Regions from separate parts of the Homo sapiens genome. Here region 1 is linked to region 2. A link is a contact called in ENCODE Hi-C or POLR2A ChIA-PET data. All regions are on one chromosome and are shown on one strand. Each heading gives the region's core, a stretch centred on a gene start or an enhancer-like site at or near the end of the contact. The rest is flanking DNA. Distances are from core to core; before and after follow the strand shown. Region 1 overlaps MAP2K2 (mitogen-activated protein kinase kinase 2). Region 2 holds the start of DOHH (deoxyhypusine hydroxylase).

Region 1 (2,906 bases), core at 81-2,580, 610 kb after region 2:
GAGCCCAAGAGGTGGAGGCTGCAGTGAGCTAGGATCATGCCACTGCACTCCAACCTGGGTGACAGAGAGAGACCTTGTACCCCCTACCCCCCACAAAAAAAGAAGGAAAAAAATGCAAAATAAAGATGACATAGAAATATGAGGAAACAGCGTAGAAATACAGGGAAATGGCTGCAGCAGCCAGGACATGGATGCAACACCTGTGCGTGCCGGGTGCCATCCTGGGAGGAGCTCACACAGTCCTCACCCCAGCAGGGACTACGACCTCCCTCAGCTTCACAGCAGAAGCGGCAAGAGTCCTGTCCCGAACCCGTGGTAAGGGTGAGCGGTGGGGCCGAGACCTGACCCGGACGCCCATCCTCAGCCCCGGTGCTAAGCTGCCCCTTTGCCTCACTGGGGTGGCCTGGGAGGGAATGAATCAGGTGCTGGGCAGGCCCTTCCATGGAAACCTATGGGCACTCAGGTGAATTCCGAGAGCATCGTTCAGCATGGAGAGAATTCACAGGGCCGGCGAGGATGGCAGGGATGGCCCCCTTGGATGACTTTACTTCCACGGATGCTGCCCTGTCAGGGCTCACCCAATGCTTTAAAAATCAACGTGCTCCACGTTGTTTTTGTTTGTTTGTTTGTTTTGAGATGGAGTCTCGCTCTGTGGCCCAGGCTGGAGTGCAGTGGCACGATCTCAGCTCACTGAAAGCTCTGCCTCCAGGGTTCACGCCATTCCCCTGCCTCAGCCTCCCAAGTAGCTGGGACTACAGGCACCCGCCACCATGCCTGGCTAATTTTTTTTGTATTTTTTTTTTTTTTTTTAGTAGAGACGGGGTTTCACCACGTTAGCCAAGCCAGAATAGTCTCGATCTCCTGAACTCGCCTCGGCCTCCCAAAGTGCTGGGATTACAGGTGTGAGCCACCGCCCCTGGCTAGACCACCTCGGAACTTTTAAAGGGTGCACTCCATAACACAGACAGCACGGCCTGTGTCTCCCTCCTGCAGCCTGGTGGTCTGTGTGGTGTCCCCTGGGGTGCCAGCACCCACTCTGGGAACCCCCATTTTAAATTCACCAAGAATAGAGGTTGGGGGCGGGTTGCCACACTGTCCCCTTTCTGCATGGGAGGAAGGGGGCTCGAGAACTGAGTCAGCCACACAAAACGAGGATGGACAGAACTCCTGAGTAGCGAGGGTGCCTGCCGGGCGCGAGGAGGAGGGGGAAGACGAGGAAGACGAGGAGGAGGAATAGGGAGCACCACATGACAGAGGGGCTGCCTCAGACCACAAAGCGCTTCCTCATCCTTTCCTCGCCCTTTGATGCCGCCGGCAACGTGACTCTGCGAGCAGCGGGGCAGACGCCAGGTCTCCCTCGCAGGCGGGAAAGGGGCTCCAAGGCGGGTGCTGCCTTGCTCGGGTCACATGGCTACGTGGGGGCCTTGCTCAAATTCACTTCCTGCCTTCATTACAAAACTGTCAAAGGGGATCGCACGTTTGCAGGGTGTCACCCAAGCATTCTGGTTTTGCAAACGACGCTGTGCGGCAGGCGGTCTGATACCTGATGAGCTCGGTGTGGCGGGGTCGGCAGCATTTCCTCCGGGGTTTTGAGCTCTGGCCACTTCTCCTTTTGTTCCACCCAATCTCACCCACTTCTGGGCTTCGAGGCCAGAGTGTCTTAACAAGGGGGCACGTCAGAGTCAATGAAGGGGGTGCCTGTACCCCACCCTAGAGACTGTGGTCCCACAGATCTGAGCTGGGGGAGGCACAGGCCTGCCTTGACAAGCTCAGACTGCCACACTTTCCTGAGAAGGCCATTTAAAAACAGTCATCAGCTTTGTTATGTTTTGAGACAGCATCTCGCTCTGCTGCCCGGGCTGGAGTGCAGTGGCGTGACCAAAGCTCACTGTAGCCTCAACCTCCTGGGCTCAAGTGATCTTCCCACCTCAGCCTCTCATGTAGCTGGTGCTATTTTTATCCCCATTTTTAAATGTTGTTAACAATTTTAAAACAGGCACGTGCCACCACACTCACCTAATATTTTAAATTATAGAGATGGTTTCTCACTATGTTGCCCAGCCTGGTATCGAACTCCTGGGCTTAAATGATCCTCCCACCTCAGCCTCCCAAAATGGTAGGATTACAGGCATGAGCCACCGTGCCCGGCCTAATAGGGATCAGTTTTTAATTGCATCTACCCTGGAACCCAGCAATTCCCTCACACAGCTTACCTCACAGGTGTGCCTGCGAGTCAGTGCCATGTTATTTGAGATAGGGCAGAGACTGGAAACAACCTACGTACCCCCCAAAACGGGAGTGTTTTCCCTCTCTGCTGTCATAAGGACGCCCGGGATACAGCAAGAGAAAAAGCAAAGCTGGGAGGAAGACATGAGTGCTTAAAAAACAAAATCATTGGCTGGGCGCGGTGGCTCACACCTGTAATCCCAGCACTTTGGGAAGTCGAGGCAGGTGGATCACCTGAGGTCAGGAGTTTGAGACCAGCCTGGCCAAGATGGTGAAACCCTGTCTCTACTAAAAATACAAAAATTAGCCAGGAGTGGTGGCGGGCGCCTGTAATCCCAGCTACTCGGGAGGCTGAGTCAGAAGTATCACTTGAATCTGGGAGGTGGAGGTTGCAGTGAGCCGAGATTGTGCCACTACTAGATTCTAGCCTGAGTGACAGAGTGAGACTGCCTCTCAAAAAAACAAAAAGAAAACAAAACAAAACCAAAGGCATCTACATATACATACTTGTATGGCATCGACTGCCTTGAGAAGGATCCCCTGGAAGCCAGCGCACTGTTGCCTCTGAGGAAAGGGGCCGTGAGGGGGTCTTCCTTCTCCCCAACATGCTCTGTTCCGTGGAGGCCCTGCCCCTGCCCCTGCCCCGGACGCACTCACCATGTGTTCCATGCAAATGCTGA
Region 2 (2,957 bases), core at 418-2,917:
TAGAGGGTATATAAGCTCTGGAAAACTTTGTCATTTTGAGTTGGTCTGGCGATATTTTCCAGGCCTTCTCCCTGTAACCGGTTACAGAAATAAAAACTCTCTTCCTCCCCAGTTAATCTGCATCTCGTTATTGGACCATGAGAAATAGCAGCCCGACCCTCAGTTTGGTCCAGGAACACCCGTGCTCATCCTCTTGCTTTCCTGGGTCTCCAACATCACTTCCTCATGGAAGCCTTCCCTGATCACAATGGACAATGTTACTCTTCCATCTCTTTTCACTTATTCAGCTTTATTTTTCTCCACGGCGCCTAAGACTCCTAGATATCATATTGGAAAGTATTGGTTTAGTTGCTTGTGATTGGTCTTATCCCTCATTAGAATAGAACTCTGAAGGCTGGGACTGAGTCTATCTTGGTCACTGTTGTATTCCCAGCACTTAGTGCAATGACCTGCACGCAGTAGGGCCTCAATAAAAACAATAACCGGCTGGGCGCGGTGGCTCACGCCTGTAATCCCAGCGCTTTGGGAGGCCGAGGTGGACAGACCATCTGAGTTCAGGAGTTCGAGACCAGCTGACCAACATGGTGAAACCCCATCTCTACTAAAAATACAAAAATTAGCTGGGCGTGGTGGTGGGCGCCTGTAATCCCAGCTACTCGGGAGGCTGAGGTAGGAGAATCGCCTGAACTCGAGAGGCGGAGGTTGCAGTGAGCCGAGATCGTGCCATTGCATTCCAGACTGAGCTACAAAGCAAGACCCTGTCTCAAAATAAATAAATAAAATAAAAACGACAACCGTGACAATAGCAGCTGACACTTATGTAGCATTTGCTACGCGCCAGGCACTCCATGCTCTTTACATTCATTAATTCATTCGATCTACATCACTACCCTGTGAGGTAGTTACTAAGATTGTCCCCATTTTACAGGTGAGGAAACTGAGGCACAGTTTGGGACTGTGCTTGGGAACTTGCTTGGGAGCAGCGTGAAGAGTTAGGAATCCAGGAAGTCTGGCTCCAGAGTCGGGCTCTAAACCACCAACGCTTTGTTGAATGACTTAGGATAAAAGAACACAGCCAAGGGGAGAAGGGACCCCTCTCTTTCCAGATCGGCTGAGAACCTGGCGGATGCTTCATCTCAAGACAGGCTGGCTATGGCATGCTGGCAGCCCTCTCTGGTGAACAGTGGCGTCAGCAAGGCTGCCTGGGCTTGACGAGGGCAGTGTAGCCACCTAAGCACAGGTGACCATCAAAGGAGAGTGACACCTTTAAAGAGGGGTCATCAGAAACCAGAGGGCAGGCCTGTGCGAGCTGGCAGGGCACTGGGGACCATTGAGACCCAACCGTACGACATAGGAGCTTCAGGACGTGAGGTGGGCACTCTTTCATGTAAAAAATCCCAGAGGAAAGAGATCGCCGGGACTCGAGACCCCTTAACCCGCCCCATCCACAGTCAACGAATCCCTGAGACCGGATTCCCTAACGAGGCGCTCCCGGTGCCACCGCCCGCCAGACCCGGGCCCCACACCGTGATCGCCGCCTCCGGGACGCCTCACCGAGCTCTGGAGACTCAGGACCCGTCGGCCCGGCCAGTAACCGCAGGCGCCTCTGCCACCACCGCTTCACCTGCCGCGACGCCCGCAGTGCGGTCTGGGGGCCGCCATTTTCTCGCCCACGTGACCGTGCCGGACGGCACCAACGCAGCCGCGGGTGAGACCTAGTGAGAGGCTCCGTGCATGAGGGAGGCCCGGAAGGCTGAGTCGGTGCTGGTGCCACAGCTCATGCAAACGCAGGAACAGTATTCCTAGTGCGTTCTTCGGGGAAGGGGACGGGCAACGTATGCCCTTTCATGGGAAAAAATTCTCTCCAACCTCCCCACTGCGGTACAAGAAGTGAGACTGGTTTGTGCCGATTCAGCGCCCTGCCTGGGCTGGCTAGCAACGGAGCATGCGCAGTGTTTCTAGGCGTGGTCAGACTCCAGAGGTGTTGGCCAATGGGCTCAGGGAGCTCGAACCTTAAGTAGGTGAGGAATAAAAAAAGGAAGAAATGCAGTCGTTCATTCATTCATGTATGTAATAAATAGTACATGGCCTTGAGGACAAGAGAGCCTTCAGCCCTTACCCTCGTACGCCTCCCAGTGTTGTTATAGAGACAGAAAATAACACGATAAGTAAATGCAATACCTATTAGATGGTGAAAAAGGCTAACGAGAAAAAATTCGGTAGCCAAGGGCGGTGTATGTATAGGGTGTGCAGTTTCAGGAAGGGTGGCCAGAATCTGAGGTGGTGACATCTGAAGAAAGACCTGAAAGAGGCCGGGTACGGTGGCTCACACCGGTAATCCCAACACTTTGGGAGGCCGAGGTGGGTGTTATCACTTGAGGTCAGGAGTTCGAGACCAGCCTGGCCAACATGGTGAAACCCCCATCTCTACTAAAAATACAAAAAGGCTTCAGCTTCCCGAGTAGCTGGGATTACAGGCATGCAACACCACACCAGCTAACTTTTTGTATTTTTAGTAGAGACAGGGTTTCACTATGTTGGCCAGGCTGGTCTCAAACTCCTGACCTCAGGTGATCCACCTGCCTTGGCCTCCCAAAGTGCTGGGATTACAGGCGTGAGCTACTGTGCCCTGCTTGCAATCTCTTATTTTTAAAATGTGGGTGACTGCCAGGAGTGGTGGCTCATACCTGTAATCCTGGCACTTTGGGAGGCTGTGGGGTGAGAGGATGATCGATTGAGCCCAAGATTCCAAGACCAGCCTGGGCAATGTGGTAAGCCCCCGTCTCAACAGAAAAAAAATTTTTTTTAATTTGGCTGGGCGCAGTGGCTCAGCCTGTAATCCCAGCTACTTGGGTGGCTGAGGCAGGAGAATCGCTTGAGCCTGGGAGACACAGGTTACAGTGAGTTGAGATCCTGTCACTGCACTCCAGCCTGGGCAACAGAGCAAGACTCCATTT

The links. A loop is a pair of places that touch in the nucleus more often than their neighbours do. ChIA-PET counts read pairs that join two places held with the same protein, here RNA polymerase II (POLR2A). Pooled maps may share reads with other maps.
Region 1: a loop to region 2 is called in a pooled map, with 4 times the contacts of the local background. The contact joins the enhancer-like site here to the promoter of DOHH in region 2. A Hi-C loop is called at or near these places in 2 of 50 pooled maps. POLR2A ChIA-PET finds 5 or more read pairs at or near these places in 2 of 52 experiments (WTC11 and activated CD8-positive, alpha-beta memory T cell).

Annotation. Positions count from the first base shown.
Region 1 is chr19:4,107,626-4,110,531 of GRCh38, forward strand. It overlaps MAP2K2 (mitogen-activated protein kinase kinase 2), which reads right to left. Exons shown (of 11, transcript NM_030662.4): 3 at 2,884-2,906. Among named protein-coding and RNA genes, the nearest start is that of MAP2K2, 15 kb to the right of the region's middle. RefSeq lists an enhancer at 1,721-1,850. Within about 2 kb of position 1,331, at least 8 of the 41 ENCODE cell types and tissues checked have a DNase peak (open chromatin) inside an H3K27ac peak, as active enhancers do.
Region 2 is chr19:3,499,007-3,501,963 of GRCh38, forward strand. DOHH (deoxyhypusine hydroxylase) reads right to left here and starts at 1,668. Exons shown (of 5, transcript NM_001145165.2): 1 at 1,555-1,668. It overlaps LOC105372245 (a long non-coding RNA gene), which reads left to right. Exons shown (of 4, transcript XR_936262.3): 4 at 929-2,045. RefSeq lists an enhancer at 1,670-1,779.